2 separate regions of the Homo sapiens genome follow, and region 1 is linked to region 2. Evidence: read pairs that join two places in POLR2A ChIA-PET (ENCODE). Cell type or tissue: MCF 10A. All regions are shown on one strand. Links, peaks and the distances in the headings refer to the core of each region. The heading gives the core; the rest is flanking DNA. Region 1 has its middle 69 kb from the start of LINC02725. Region 2 overlaps LINC02725 (long intergenic non-protein coding RNA 2725).

The links. Peaks named below come from ENCODE experiments on the same cell type or tissue, not always from the same donor. Only the 100,000 strongest peaks of a DNase experiment are listed, where the experiment ranks them.
Region 1: POLR2A ChIA-PET joins it to region 2 with 7 read pairs; 7 of 35 experiments call an interaction of 5 or more read pairs at or near these places.

The regions. Positions count from the first base shown.
Region 1 is chr11:128,022,607-128,030,874 of GRCh38, forward strand. No RefSeq gene overlaps it. Among named protein-coding and RNA genes, the nearest start is that of LINC02725, 69 kb to the right of the region's middle. In MCF 10A, for the core only: no CTCF peak of the experiment used is centred there; a DNase peak (open chromatin) is centred at 4,215.
Region 2 is chr11:128,142,885-128,151,152 of GRCh38, forward strand. The region is part of intron 2 of LINC02725 (long intergenic non-protein coding RNA 2725); the gene reads left to right. Among named protein-coding and RNA genes, the nearest start is that of LINC02725, 51 kb to the left of the region's middle. In MCF 10A, for the core only: no CTCF peak of the experiment used is centred there; a DNase peak (open chromatin) is centred at 4,307.

The sequences.
Region 1 (8,268 bases), core at 2,715-5,214, 120 kb before region 2:
TGTGCCTTGTCCAACCAGTTGTAGGCCTTAAGAGAAAAGACCTCAAAAGGTCTTTTGAGTAGAAGGAATTGTGCCTCCAGACTGCATTTAGATTCAAGGTACAACATTAACTCTTTCCAGGGTCTCCAGCCTGCAGGCCTGTCCTTCAGAATTCAGCCTTGCCAGCCCCTACAATTGCATGAGAGAATTCCTTAAAATAAATCTCTCAATACATAGATGATTGATAGATAGATAGATGACAGATATAGACAGATGATAGATAGGTGATAGATGTAGAGAAAGATAAATGATAGTGATAGATAGATGATTGATAGGTGACAAATATAGACAGATGATAGATATTATAGGCATATGATTGATAAATAGATGACAGATATAGATGGATGATAGATAGATAGATGACAGATATAGACAGATGATAGATAGGGGATAGATATAGAGAAAGATAAATGATAGATAGTGATAGATAGAAGATTGATAGGTGACAAATATAGAGAGATGATAGATATTATAGGTAGATGATTGATAAATAGATGACAGATATAGAGGATGATAGATGATAGATCGATGATAGATAGATAGAGGATGTGTATATAGATCCATAGATCTCTACAGCTATGCACATTCCATTGGTTATGATTCTCTGGAGGACCCTGACTAATACAGATTCATAATGGAGAGCATTTCAAAGCATTCTAGCATCACAGAGAAGAGATTTATTCTGCCTGAGGGATCAGGATGAATTTACATCAGCGGTAGCACTTAGGATACTCTTTCAAGGACAGACAAATTGAAGTTCCACAGATGAGGAAGGAAAATAATTTTTTTCAGGCAAAGGGAATAAGCAGATATGATCTGATCAGAGACACTATGCAAACAGAGTGACCTTCAATAACTCTAGTCTATGGTGCCTGGGATGGCACATGCTGAATGAAAGCTGAGATAGAATGAGACAAAGTTACTGAGGACCTGTTGTAAAGGACCTTGATTGCTCAAGGTTTGTCCTTCCTCAGAGACACTAAGATCTCTGATGTCCTAGGCATGAATGCATAGTGTGAAATGAAGTCAAGAAGTGACAAGTTTGATTTCCTTAGAAGGCTGCTTGGGATAGACAGGTAAACATTAAAAGGCTGCTACAATTTTTATTTCAAATTCTAATAAGAATTATCTGTAGGTGTGAAGACTAGCAGTGGGTCACAGAGCACCCCAGAGACAAAGAAATAGAAACAGTCTTCTCTCTGCTATCCTCTGATATCTTCATAAGAGTGAGTACAGCAGGATGGTTGAGAAGCTTGGTTCTGCCATCAAACTGCACTAAGTCGGTATCTCTCCACTACTGGTTAAGTCACCTTGAACAAATTATTCTCTAAACCCCAGTTTCTTCACTTATAAACCAGATCTAATAATAGTACTTGCTTCATATGGCTGTTGAGAGGATTAAATGAGATCAGACATGGGGGTGCTTGGCCCAGCACTGAGCACCTTGTAAAAGCTCACTAAGCATTATTTTTTAATGCAAAAAGGATACTAGAGAAAGATGCTAGCACTGTTTAACATAAGCATGGACATTTTTTTAAAGATTAGTTTCTAATACCATCCTAACCCTTTTGTCAAGTGGGCTTGCTGGTATATTGATCAGAAACATAAGCTTCTGTTCTTCAAAGATGGCCCATTAGGGTTACAATTGTGTTCTTGTTTTATCAAAGGGAAGAAGGAAAGACACTACTAATGCTAATGGTGTCAACTAATAATTTTGGGTACAGAGAAGTCTAGAGAACACATTGCTTATGTACGTATCACTTTCTGGTGTTTACCTTACAATCAGATCCTTAGGGCTCCCAATGGGCCACTGTGAAACTAAAGGGCAGTCAGGATATCTCATTCTAATGTCATGTTTGAAAGGAAGATGCATGCCATACAATCTTCACCATCTTATACTGCCTGCCTTTTTCCTAAGAGCTCTAAATTTCTGCTGTGGGTCAAGGCTGGGAGGTGGTGTGATCAGATGGCTAAATGATTAAGAAGTAGCCTCATGAAGAGCCCGAGGCAGCCTGGCCCTCATTAATATATTCTGTTCAAGCCCCCTAGGGCAAGAATGACAACTGGAAATTATACTTGTCATCTTCCTAGAAGTTGGCATTAGTAAAGTATTTTCTCCTACAGGGTTAATGCTGGTTGAATATTCCTGGGGCATCTACAGATAGGCACTGTATGATCAGTGGAGATATTTTAAACCACCACAAATTTGCACAGGTGTAAATACGATGATTCAAATAAGTGGACACACATTTACACATACGTACACCCACACTTAAATACCACACCACATCCCCAAGTGTCGTATGACATCTAAGGCTTCCCTGTCTATCATCTGTAAGAGGAGTCCACAGATGAACCTATCTCAGGTGAGACTCTCCTGAGCTCAACACTTAGCTCTCTCTGAGTCCCTGGTCTCCCCATAAAGAAGAAGTTTTAAGAGGGTTGTGAAGCCATTTGACTGCCAGGAAACTCACAGCCAGATTTTGTGCTCAACTGCAGCAGCTATCCTAGGATTAGAATTTAGGTAAGATTATCACTCTCCTTTTCTATTTCTCTGCTCTTAGCTTTTTCCGGAGGAATGCATATTATACTCCTATACCTAATTTATAACCATAGAAGTTATCCTCAAAGGCCTTCATGGCCATAAATCTCATGAATCCTGTCCCATCCCAGAGTCATAGAGTGGATCCTATTTCTTCTAATGGCATCCCTAGTCCCTAAATACCTAACTAGGTGAAGGTTTAATTTTGAAACACACTGGTTCTCCAATGAAACAAATGCATGTAGGTCTGGGGGTTGTTTCTCTTACTTATAGATGGCTCAGACTATGACAAGGGCTTCATTCACCCAGTAGTTAAGGGAGGAAAGAACTGGAGACTAAAGACTGAAGGCAGACAGGATACTAGAGGGCTGGACCAGGGTCCTAGCCCATACATGATGCACACTGGGGTTCCCACCCAGCTCACTCTAGGACTCAATTTCCGCTTCTCTAGTAGGTCTAAATTATTTAAATCATCAATTTTCAAACATGTCTAAACTTGAAAAAATTTTAACAAAATATTGTAATGAAGCCAATAATAATAATAATAAAAGCAATAAATATTGCAAGTATTAATACAACAGATGGATACCTCAGTGTGACAGTTTCAGGAGTGAAGGGCGTTTCCCCATAGCTGCTAGCAGCTGACTGCCTCAGCTTTCAGACCTCTTTGACGACTGCCTTGGCTGAAGAAAATTGTTTCACCCAAAGTCACACATCTCCTTCTCAGGGCAGGCTTCATCTAAAGCTTGATCAATGCAGGGTTATAAAGATGTGGCTCCCTTGTTCCAATTCATGACAACTCCAGTGAACCAGCCTAGCTCTCAAGCTTCCTATGGCATTGGCTGTGAGGCTTCCTTGCAAATCAACTCAACTTTCTGTCCAATCTTGCTTCCTCTCCCTCTTTCCCCCATGTGTTGATCCAACAATACTCTCTGATACACATTCTGCTCTCTTATCTCTGCCTCAGGGTCTGCTTCCTGGGAACCTACTTGTGATTTTAACTAACATTCATTGCAACCTATTGCTTCAGGATCTGTGATAGGCTTTCCGCATGCATCATCTCATTTAACCCCTTTAACAGTCTTGCACAGGAAGGTAAAATGGGGTACAGGATAATATTGTAGGTACAGCACTCCCCCATATCTGTGGGGAATATGTTTCAAGACCCCCAGTGGATGCCCAGTGGGGAATATGTTTCAAGACCCCCAGTATGAAACCTGATTGCTGTCAATTGGAACATATTTTTGTTCGTGTCTTCCATGCAGAAATTTAGTGCCTTTTCTACCTTAACTAAGGACTTATCATGCACCGTAGCCAAAACTTTTGCAGTGTGAGAGGTGGCAGCAAAACCAGCATCATTTGTCCCCCTTCTTCACAATGCAATGGATAGAAAATTCGTTCCTACCAGAAATCTCAGTCACCTCAGCAAACAACTTTTTTTCTTTCCTTATTAAGTTAACCTTTCTACTTGAAGGAAGCCTTTTATGACGCTCTTTGGCATATGTGAACTGCCAACGTGACTACTCTTGCATTTTGGGGCCATTATGAAGTGAAATAAGGTTGACTCAAATACAAACACTGTAATGTTGCAATAGTGCATCTGATAATGAAGACAGCCACTAAGTGACTCACGGGAGAGCATTGTAGACAGCGTGGACACGCTGGACAAAGGCATGATTCACATCCCGGGAGGGAGAGGGACAGCACAAGATTTCTTCATGCTACTCAGAACAGTGTGCAGTTTAAAACATATAAGTTATTTATTTCTGGAATTTTCCATTTAATATTTTTGGCTCTTGATTGACCTTGGGTCACTGGAACAGCAGAAAGCAAAACCACAGCTAAAGAGCATTATTGTCTTGGCATCAGCTAGACCAGGTCATCCTACTGCATTAGAACTTAGTATAGAATCTTGGGCAATATTTTATTTTTTCTAATCCTGTTTTCTCATGAGTGAAATAAGCCTTATTAATAGAACTAAGTTTTGATGCCTCTTGGAAACATTAAATAACATATTTTCAAGGGGAAGCATCCCAATTGCAGTAAGTTTTACATGAATTCAACTCTACATCTCCGGTGAGGTTTTTTTTGCACCATTTATATTATGTAGGCAGTGGAAATAATCCTGCCTAAATAATCAGCAGAGTATAATAGTAATAAAAGGAACTCTATGATCTACCTGCTTGGGCCCATGTCCACTGTCACATCGTGCCAGATTTTCCACCTGTAAAAGGAAGATAACAATAGTAACTACCATGGCATGTTTTGAAGATTGAATAATTTGATATATGTGAAGCTCTCAGAATAGAACCTGACACATAGTAAAGTTACTAAAATATCACTGCATGTTGGATAAAGATACAGCTTTTGTTTAAAGGTAAAGAATGAATTGTAAGGGCTTTTGACCATTGATATGGAGGTACCATCGGTATTCAGATGGCCAGGAAAGACAGGTAAAGTTATTTCACCAACCCATTGGAGGGCAAAACTAAAACATCAGCTGAGGCTCGCTGAGAATTGCTGACTTGAAACGAGATAGGAGAGCTCATACAAGTCTAAATTCCCAAACCCTGTAAAAAGTAATAACCTTTTCTGAGAACTTGGCATTTTCAGGGCTGCGTTTGCCTGTTTTGCATTGCTATAAAGGAATACCTTACACTGGGTAATTTATAAATAAAAGAGGTTTATTTGGCTCATGGTTCTGCAGGCTGCATAAGCGTGGCATCAGTATCTGCTCAGCTTCCGGGGAGTTCTCAGGAAGCTTCCAGTCAAGGCAGAAGGCAAAGGAGGAGCAGGCACATGACACAGTGAGAGCTGAAGCAGGAAAGAGGAAGAAAGAGGAAGGAGGGAGGCCCCAGACTCTTTTAAACAACCAGATCTCACATGAACCAACAGAGTGAGAACTCACATTGCTGCAAGGACAGCAGGAAGCCATCATGAGGGATCCGCCCCAGGACCCAGACACTAAAGAAAAGTGTCATCAGGCTCCACTTCCAAATCTGGGGATCACATTTCAACATGAGATTTGGAGGAGACAAACATCCAAACTATATCGGGATCATTTTAAATGTATATATACTTCCCTTATTCATGAACTGACTCTAGAATTTAATGCTCTTGTAAACAGTATTTCTTCTATAAAACAGTACTTGTCATGATAAATGTAAATAATTGATTTATTAATATTAAATAAATATAAAGCACTTAAAATGATGCCAAGCACATGGTCATTGCTATAAGAAATTTAGTAATGATTATTGTTATCCCCATTTTACAAATTGAAGCATATAGATGCTGAATAATACAATCCATCCCAGTTATCTGTCTTAAAACTCTGGGATCTTATCCACTTTGCTCCATTTCAAAAGATACAGTAAATAAAAGTAGAGCGCCTGGTTGAAGTTGGCTGATCACTGGCCCCTCAACTGCCCCCTGATTCTGCAACTCCTGAGTGAACTCTGTGGCCCAATAGTATTCTATGGAGCACAGTTTGAAAATCCATAGAGCTTGATGATCCTTCTAGTTCCAAAATCCTATGATCACCAGTAAGATCTGGGCAAATCCAGTCCTATCCCCTACCCAGGTGGCTATTGGCAAGATGGCTGCTCTGACATAGGTATTCAGGTAGCCACCTTAAAATAAAATTTCTTTCTGTAAGCTACACAGGTTTAATCTATATCCTTAGAACAGATAAAGATAGCAATTGGTATTCCAAGCTGTCATCCCATCTAGACCAGGATCCGCTCTTTAGCCGCAGAAGCCAAAGAAATGTGGCAAATGTTCCATCACCCTCATCTCTACTGGGTCTTCCCTGGAAATTTCTGAGAAAGAAAGATGTGGTTAAAGAGGCTCAGCTGTGTAGATATCAGGGGCAAAGAAGAAAATGATGCAGTTTATCAATGCTTGTTAGACTTGGCCCTTGGAAAAGTATAGAACCTCCCAGTAGTTGGGAAGAAGTCCTTGCCATCTGCTCCCTTACATAGTTCTTTTACATTTTTTTCCTGTCAGCCAAAAGTTCCTTGACTTTAGCTCTCCAAGAAGGACTTAACCCTGTACCCAAAAGCCACTGTAGGAATTACCACTCTATTTGCCCATCTGGCAGCCCCTGAACCAAATCTGTTGACAGCTGGGACTATTGACTCATTATTTTGTAACTTTTATCACTGACCAATGGACACATGATCCTGCCATGTTGATAAAGGGAATGGGACAGGAGATTTCTCTAGGGGGGGGGCCACAGGGGGACACTCCTGGTTTGTCCCTGTGGCAGCATCCTGATGTTTAGAAGAATTATAGAAAGTTAATTTAGGAGGACTGACATGCCATTTTAATGCAGGCAAACTAATCTGTAAAAAGTCACCCACCCACATGTTAAGTACCTGAACTCCTGGCTGGATCTGGGTCTGGAGTTACACAAGACCACGTGGCCACAAAGAAGGAGCCCAAAGCCAAGTGGCATGAAGCCAAGGGAGAGTGAAAGGGCATCTGGGGGAAGGATGGAAGCAACTGAGCTGTCCCATTAACAATGCTATCCACGGGGCCTGGAAAGAGAAGTAAAAAAATTAGAAGTACAAGGTGCAGGATGGAAATCTCCAAACAGGTCTTGGAACAAAGGGGAGGAGGCAAGTCCTGGAAGGAGACCCTGAGCTGCTTAAGGGAACCTCAGGGGCCTTCTATAGAGAGGCTGCACCTCGCCTGAGGAGGGTGGCAGCAGCAGTTCAAGGTCACTGAGCTGGCGGAGACATGATGGGCCCAACAGAAAGGGAGATGGCCTGAGGAGAGGGGTGATTTGCTCAGAGCCTTCTTTGCAATGCATTCCTCCTGGTTTTTATTTCAGCATGAAAGCTTCCAGGGAAGCTGGGATGAAAACGTGCAATGGGTTTGCTACACACAGCTATTTGTATCTGTTCTGAGCATCAGGGAGTGGATAAAGAAGAAAGAATGAATACAAAGGGGTACCAAGGAAGAAATGGGGCCAGGGTCAAGCTATAATTTTCTGGCCTGAGTAGAATATCTGTGGCCTGGGGGTTCCAGAAAATGATTCACAAAACTAACACACTTTGACCATGCAGGTTATTGTCAACTCTTATTTAAGGCAAAATGTGGTTTCTTTTCCTCTAATGGTTTCTATCTCTTGAATTTTTATTCTCTTTCAAATCTAGTTGATATTCTTGAGAGAAATATTCTTGATATAAAACTATTTAAAGCAGTTATAGAAGGAAAAGGTTGGGGAAAGGTTGTCCTTCCGAATTGGGACAGCCTCTTACAACCTGGGCCCTCTGCAGGACACAGTGGTGGAGCTGCGAGCTTCACCAGGTGCTGACTTGGTCCTCGCCCAGTGCTATGACTTGTCGGCTCGGTTTCAGTTAGGAATGCTCCCAATGAATGTTTCAAAGACCCTGACTACAGTGGCTTAAGCAAATGGAAAAAAACGCCTTTCTTCTATAATGTGCACTCCCAGGTGAATGGGTGGATGTTCACAGGCTCAACTACATCAGCACCCAAGTCTTTCAAGTCTCTCTGTTTTGTTTTCCCCATTTTATGCTTTGAGCCACATGCCCTTACTCCAGGAGAAAGAGGGCAAGAGAAAAGGGCAGCTCCTAATATCCGGATATTAAAGGCTTTCTTAGAACCCCACAGCAGGCATCTGCTTACATCTCACTGGCCAGACTATGCCACATGCCTGA
Region 2 (8,268 bases), core at 3,057-5,556:
GGATTAAGAAACTCACTCGAAACCGCTCAACTACATGGAAACTGAACAACCTGCTCCTGAATGACTACTGGGTACATAACGAAATGAAGGCAGAAATAAAGATGTTCTTTGAAACCAATGAGAACAAAGACACAATATACCAGAATCTCTGGGACACATTCAAAGCAGTGTGTAGAGGGAAATTTATAGCACTAAATGCCCACAAGAGAAAGCAGGAAAGATCCAAAATTGACACCCTAACATCACAATTAAAAGAACTAGAAAAGCAAGAGCAAACACATTCAAAAGCTAGCAGAAGGCAAGAAATAACTAAAATCAGAGCAGAACTGAAGGAAATTGAGACACGAAAAACCCTTCAAAAAATTAATGAATCCAGGAGCTGGTTTTTTGAAAGGATCAACAAAATTGATAGACCGCTAGCAAGACTAATGAAGAAGAAAAGAGAGAAGAATCAAATAGACACAATAAAAAATGATAAAGGGGATATCATCACTGATCCCACAGAAATACAAACTACCATCAGAGAATACTACAAACACCTCTACGCAAATAAACTAGAAAATCTAGAAGAAATGGATAAATTCCTGGACACATACACCCTCCCAAGACTAAACCAGGAAGAAGTTAAATCTCTGAATAGACCAATAACAGGCTTTGAAATTGTGGCAATAATCAATAGCTTACCAACCAAAAAGAGTCCAGGACTAGATGGATTCACAGCCAAATTCTACCAGAGGTACAAGGAGGAACTGGTACCATTCCTTCTGAAACTATTCCAATCAATAAAAAAAGAGGGAATCCTCCCTAACTCATTTTATGAGGCCAGCATCATCCTGATACCAAAGCCTGGCAGAGACACAACCAAAAAAGAGAATTTTAGACCAATATCCTTGATGAACATTGATGCAAAAATCCTCCATAAAATACTGGCAAACCAAATCCAGCAGCACATCAAAAAGCTTATCCACCATGATCAAGTGGGCCTCATCCCTGGGATGCAAGGCTGGTTCAATATATGCAAATCAATAAATATAATCAAGCATATAAACAGAACCAAAGACAAAAACCACGTGATTATCTCAATAGATGCAGAAAAGGCCTTTGACAAAATTCAAAAACCCTTCATGCTAAAAACTCTCCATAAATTAGGTATTGATGGGACGTAACTCAAAATAATAAGAGCTATCTATGACAAACCCACAGCCAATATCATACTGAATGGGCAAAAACTGGAAGCATTCCCTTTGAAAACTGGCACAAGACAGGGATGCCCTCTCTCACCACTCCTATTCAACATAGTGTTGGAAGTTCTGGCCAGGGCAATTAGGCAGGAGAAGGAAATAAAGGGTATTCAATTAGGAAAAGAGGAAGTCAAATTGTCCCTGTTTGCAGATGACATGATTGTATATCTAGAAAACCCCCTTGTCTCAGCCCAAAATCTCCTTAAGCTGATAAGCAACTTCAGCAAAGTCTCAGGATACAAAATCAATGTACAAAAATCACAAGCATTCTTATACACCAATAACAGACAAACAGCCAAATCATGAGTGAACTCCCATTCACAATTGCTTCAAAGAGAATAAAATACCTAGGAATCCAACTTACAAGGGATGTGAAGGACCTCTTCAAGGAGAACTACAAACCACTGCTCAATGAAATAAAAGAGGATACAAACAAATGGAAGAACATTCCATTCTCATGGGTAGGAAGAATCAATATCGTGAAAATGGCCATACGGCCCAAGGTAATTTATAGATTCAATGCCATCCCCATCAAGCTACCAATGACTTTCTTCACAGAATTGGAAAAAACTACTTTAAAGTTCATATGGAACCAAAAAAGAGCCCGCATCGCCAAGGCAATCCTAAGGCAAAAGAACAAAGCTGGAGACACCACGCTACCTGACTTCAAACTATACTACAAGGCTACAGTAACCAAAACAGCATGGTACTGGTACCAAAACAGAGATATAGATCAGTGGAACAGAACAGAGCCCTCAGAAATAATGCCACATATCTACAACTATCTGATCTTTGACAAACCTGAGAAAAACAAGAAATGGGGAAAGGATTCCCTGTTTAATAAATGGTGCTTGGAAAACTGGCTAGCCATATGTAGAAAGCTGAAACTGGATCCCTTCCTTACACATTATACAAAAATTAATTCAAGATGGATTAAAGACTTACATGTTAGACCTAAAACCATAATAACCCTAGAAGAAAACCTAGGCAATACCATTCAGGACATAGGCATGGGCAAGGACTTCATGTCTAAAACACCAAAAGCAATGGCAACAAAAGCCAAAATTGACAAATGGGATCTAATTAAACTAAAGAGCTTCTGCACAGCAAAAGAAACCACCATCAGGGTGAACAAGCAACCTACAAAATGGGAGAAAATTTTCGCAACCTACTCATCTGACAAAGGGCTAATATCCAGAATCTACAATGAACTCAAACAAATTTATAAGAAAAAAACAAACAACCCCATCAAAAAGTGGGCAAAGGATATGAACAGACACTTCTCTGAAGAAGACATTTATGAAGCCAAAAAAACACATCAAAAAATGCTCATCATCACTGGCCATCAGAGAAATGCAAATCAAAACCACAATGAGATACCATCTCACACCAGTTAGAATGGCGATCATTAAAACGTCAGGAAACAACAGGTGCTGGAGAGGATGTGGAGAAATAGGAACACTTTTACACTGTTGGTGGGACTGTAAACTAGTTCAACCATTGTGGAAGTCAGTGTGGCGATTCCTCAGGGATCTAGAACTAGAAATACCATTTGACCCAGCCATCCCATTACTGGGTATATACCCAAAGGATTATAAATCATGCTGCTATAAAGACACATGCACACGTATGTTTATTGCGGCACTATTCACAATAGCAAAGACTTGGAACCAACCCAAATGTCCAACAACGATAGACTGGATTAAGAAAATGTGGCACATATACACCATGGAATACTATGCAGCCATAAAAATTGATGAGTTTATGTCCTTTGTAGGGACATGGATGAAACTGGAAACCATCATTCTCAACAAACTATCACAAGGACAAAAAACCAAACACCACATGTTCTCACTCATAGGTGGGATTTGAACAATGAGAACACATGGACACAGGAAGGGGAACATCACAATCCGGGGCCTGTTGTGGGGTCAGGGGAAGGGGGTGGGATAGCATTAGGAGATATACCTAATGTAAATGACGAGTTAATGGGTGCAGCACACCAACATGGCACATGTACACATATGTAACAAACCTGCACATTGTGCACATGTACCCTAAAACTTAAAGTGTAATAATAATAAAAAAAATTAAAAAAAAAAAAACAAAGAATTATTTAATCACCATTCCTCCCTTCTGGAATGTCAGCTGCATGTCTCTCTTGTTCATTATTCATTCATCAGTGCTCAGCAAGTACTAAATAAATAGGTAATGAGTTAAAGTGAGAGACAAAAAATCCAGTAATATTCAATTGTCTTTTTATCTCAGTCTTCTCAAGATTGTTGAATTGTGGTTAGGCAGCAAAGTTGGCCTTTCTGACTACAGGAGTGGGCAGGGGACCTGGATAAGGCCAGTTATCCTATTGCATGTTCGTGCTTCTGTCAGAATTTTCCTTGTAGTTTTCTTAAGTGGAGGTGCTGCAGAAAACTTCTCTATTATTTGCTTGTGGAGCTTTAAGAATATAATCCCAGAGCTGAAAAAAGACAGAGAATAAATCTATCACCCAGAGAGAGGGGGAAAAATAAGAGGTAGGAGAAGGGAGGAAGAACGAAGGAGATGGTTCAGATTCCAGTTTTTAAGATCCCTGAAAGCTGTTTTGGTTTATATTTTTTCTCTTCTTTTTTTAAACTCTGTTTTTGAAACGTTTTACTTATTTTGCTTTCCACCTTTCACACTCTTCGCAAACTGTTTTGGTTTTTCATTCATCCCCAGTATCCTTTTCTCTCAAACTAGTTTGTGTTGAGTTTCTACAAAATGTGTCTGAATAAACTCTAACTATAAACATACTCAGCTTGAATTTGCACTGTGCAAAGATAATAAATCTCAACCATTTGGCTATAAGTTCAATCCACGGGGACAGAGCAGCATCATTCAAAACAAATAAAATGTAGTCCGGCCTGATTCATTTTTGAATTGCTTAATTTACTTAAGTCATATTTCAAAAGACAATTTCACTGCCAAATACTTGCTCGCTTGTAAACATCAGCATAAACAGCAGAAGGCCCTAGATATGCAGATGGTTTCGAGCTGCCCAGCCAGGTACAGGCTAGAGATCAGACCAGCAATGTGGGGAAGAAAAGCAAATCTCATCATATTTTTAGGGTTACCTGAAATGGAATTTTGTACTCTGTATTAACACATGACACGATTGAATCCTGAGACTCTGAGCAGCCAGACTGGCATGGCTTTAAGCCAGCTGTAGCAAGAAACTGAAGGAAATGTGAGACTCCTGCCCTGCAGGGATATCTACAATTTAGTTGGAGAAGAATAAGCCATAAACACAGAGGAAATTAAATAGCTATAAAGTACAAATACCATTTCAATAATGCAGTTAAAGTGAGAAGGCAGTTGTATTACTGCCAAGAGAACAAAACAGGTAGCAGCAGAGGAATTCAAGAGAATGCAAAGTCACTTCAGGCTGAACTGAGCAGGAAGAGAAACCAGGGGAAGCTCAAGGCCAACAGAGTGTCAAGGATTCTGTGGCAGTGGGGATTTGTAGTTTATAGGAGGAAACAGAAATAATAATAGTAAAAACAACGACAACTATTAACAACTAACATCTTCTGAGTGTTCAATCAGTGCTACATGCTATGTTCCACATGGGTTCTTTTTTTTTTTTTTTCCAGGCTGAAGTGCAGTGGCAAAATCTCAGCTCACTGCAACCACTCATTGCCTCTTAGGTTCAAGTGATTCTCCTGCCTCAGCCTCCCAAGTAGTTGGGACTATAGGCGCGAGCCACCACGCCAGGCTAATTTTTGTATTTTTAGCAGAGGTGGGGTTTCCCCATGTTTGCCAGGCTGGTCTCAACCTGACCTCAAGTGATCCACCCGTCTCAGCCTCCCAAAGTGCTGGGATTACAGGCGTGAGCCACCCTGCCTTGCCCAAATGTGTTCTCTTGTTCTCATGACAGTCGTATAAGGCATATAGAAATATCCCCATTTTACAAATTAAAAACTGGGTAGCATCTCTGGGTTGCTTAGCTTGTGAGTGGAAGAGTCAGCATCCAATCAGGTCTGTAGGATCCCAGAGCATGCCCCATCTACCACTAAATTAAGCTGTTGGAGAGCATAGGTTTTGAAACGTGGCAGATCTGAGTGTGAATATAGATCCACCATCTACAAGATCTGGTAATAATCTCAGGCAAGCCGCTTGACTTGGTGAGCCTCTTATTCTCATCGTGGACATGCTCATGCTTACTTTCCATGGGAAGTCAGTGGTTTAGAATTAATGACCGCTCATGAGGGCACCTGGCATGCAATAGACGTTAGACACGCCACGTTTCTTTTCTCTGTTTGCCCATTGCCAGGTCTCCTGCTGATCCCCTTTTAGCCAAATGGACAATATTGTTTAACTAACTTTAATCTCCATCCAGGAAGCCCACCTGTGTTGTCTCTCAGTTCTACTCTGGGTCTTTGGGTGGGAAGCAGACAAACCTCAGAAGGCTCATTTCTGGACTGGCTTGCCTTGCCTCACACAGGGGATCCTTCCAGGGGCATATTTTGGGAAAGCTTGTAACTCTTCTCCCCTCCTTCCTTCCCATCAACATGCCAACACACCCTTTAAAAGGCCCTCAGATCCCCCTTCCACCAGACAGCATAACAGTCAAGCTAATTAATGGTCTGCCTGCTTCTTCATAGTCTATGTGCTCGCTCCCAGTGGTTTAAAAGAATGAGGGAGTAGGGAGCAGAGGGGGAAGGCTTAGGGCTTCTGAGACTTGACCCCAAAGGTGTCTGAACTTCAAGAGTCAAAGCAAATCCAGGGGAAAATGGCAGTTTCTATTGTAAGATCAGTCCCCAATCAATATGGTACAATTTCATAGCTCATTATTCCTGTGTGTGCCAAAGCGCAAGTGGGGAAGGGGTGGGGACAGTGAGGGAGGCTGGGAGGAGGGACAAGGGGAGAATCATATGGAAACAATTAGTGGAGCCTTCATTCAAAAAAGCATTAAGGTACTTGTAGCACTGAGGCTCAAGTGACCCCTAGGCTGGGACCATAATTCACCAACACTTAATACCGTTTACCCTGCAGATGTGCATTTTATACAGAAATATCAGCTTACCACTTTGAAAAATTAACCTATTGAAGGCTGTCAAATTCTGATGCCCTCATGGGGGTATTATATATTGTCTGCATGGCTCTCTGTTTCGCCTTTTACCCCCAGAATCAGGAATGCCTGGGTTAATTGGCAAATTAGGTGGCTAACAAGGGGGTGGGAGGTTGTAGAGGAATGAGGACCCAAACAGAAATGCTGCTTTTCCTAAGCAGAAAATATTCTTTTCTTCAATTCCAAAACATGAAGGGTTTGGGGAAGTGACACCCCACCGCTGCAAAGACACACACACACATACACACACACACACACACACACACACACACAGACACTCTACAAGTTCTAAGTCAGAAAGTCCAGAGTTAATCAAGGAGGTAAGATAGAAGTTAGCATAAAGGGAAAGTGTGGCTCAGTGGTTACCGTGTCTAAATTATATTTAACAAAGATTCGTCATTACAATGGGGTTGATAAACCTATGACTAATAGAGAAAGCCTATGTGGTTAAATTTGTTTTTTAATTATCTCAAAGAATGTGATGCTGATTTAAAAAATTCTAATGAAGCACCATTTTTACCTACACAATTGATATTTAAAAGTGTGAATATCCAGTGTTTTCAAGGTTGGCAACAATAGGCACCCTCTAACAACACAGGTGGGAAACTGCTTTAACAACAACAACAAACTTTCTACAGAGCAATTTAATAACAGGTATCAAAAAACCTTAAAAATATGCATACATAACACCCACAAATTCAACTTAGAGGAATTTTACATAAAAAGTACGAATGTAGAATTTGATATTTGTGTAAATAATCTTTGTCATAACTTTGTTTTATAAAAAGGACAAATGGATAAAAACTAAACTCCTATAATAGGAAATTGGTTAAATATAACACATGCATATAATATAATAAAATACACTCACTAAAAATCATACCTTAGAAAAATATTTGCCAACATGAAAAAATTTTTAGGTTGAAATAGAAACAGAATTTTCAAAAGAACAAGCCACAAACCAGCATTTGCACATGTTTCTAGATTTTACAATCCCATCCACGTGTATATACATACATTACTGCTACATCATGTTAGCAACATCTTTAGCTAGTGAGAATATGTTTACAAATTTCGTTGTATTCGATTTTTCATTGCACAGGTACTATTGCAGTGGAGGAAGGTGGCCTGAAGCCAAAGTATGAAGTCAGAAGCATGGTCTTCTGAGCAGTGCCCTCCTTTTCATTCCTGGCCTTGCTTCCTGAACCTGGTTAACAGTTTTTCTAACAAAAATAGCTCTAGCTTCAGTACCCGCCATGCCATAGCTCCCTGCTCAATTCCCCGCTATCTTGTGCTTTGAACAGGATTCACTAACACTCAATGGTATAGCAGGTCGGATGTGAGTAGGAAGCCCAGCTTTATGACCTTTGGCTAACTATTTCATCTCACTGAAACTTAGTGCCCCCTTCTAGAAAATAGAAACCTAATGTCTGTCTTATAAGGTTGCTGTGAGAATTGAATAAGAACATGTGTATAATGAGCTTGGTCATATACCAGATAAACTAATATTAACTCGCTGTAACTCATGATTAAATATCAGGTTAACATCTACTGAGTTCATCTTACCACGTATCATCCCACTAACTCCAGAGGGTGAGAATTTATTCCCTGCTTAATGCAAAGTTTCCCCATGACCAGAGATTCTGGTTCTCTGAGGGTGATTGGGGCTACTGAAAACCATAAGAACAAGCTTGTGACTGGTGGTATTTTACCCTGCTATTCTCTTCTCTCATCCAGAAGTGTCTTTAGAGCACAGGGAGGGGAGGTGGGAACATACAGCTGGGTTCTGAACTCACTCCTACCAGCATCCATCAGGGAGCTCAGGCTGACCTTTGCAATGTCTTTAAGACACAGGGATTAAGGCATAGGTGACCCATGAAGCTTAGGTAACTAGTCAAGGAAAGGGGAGAGGATGAAAGAAGC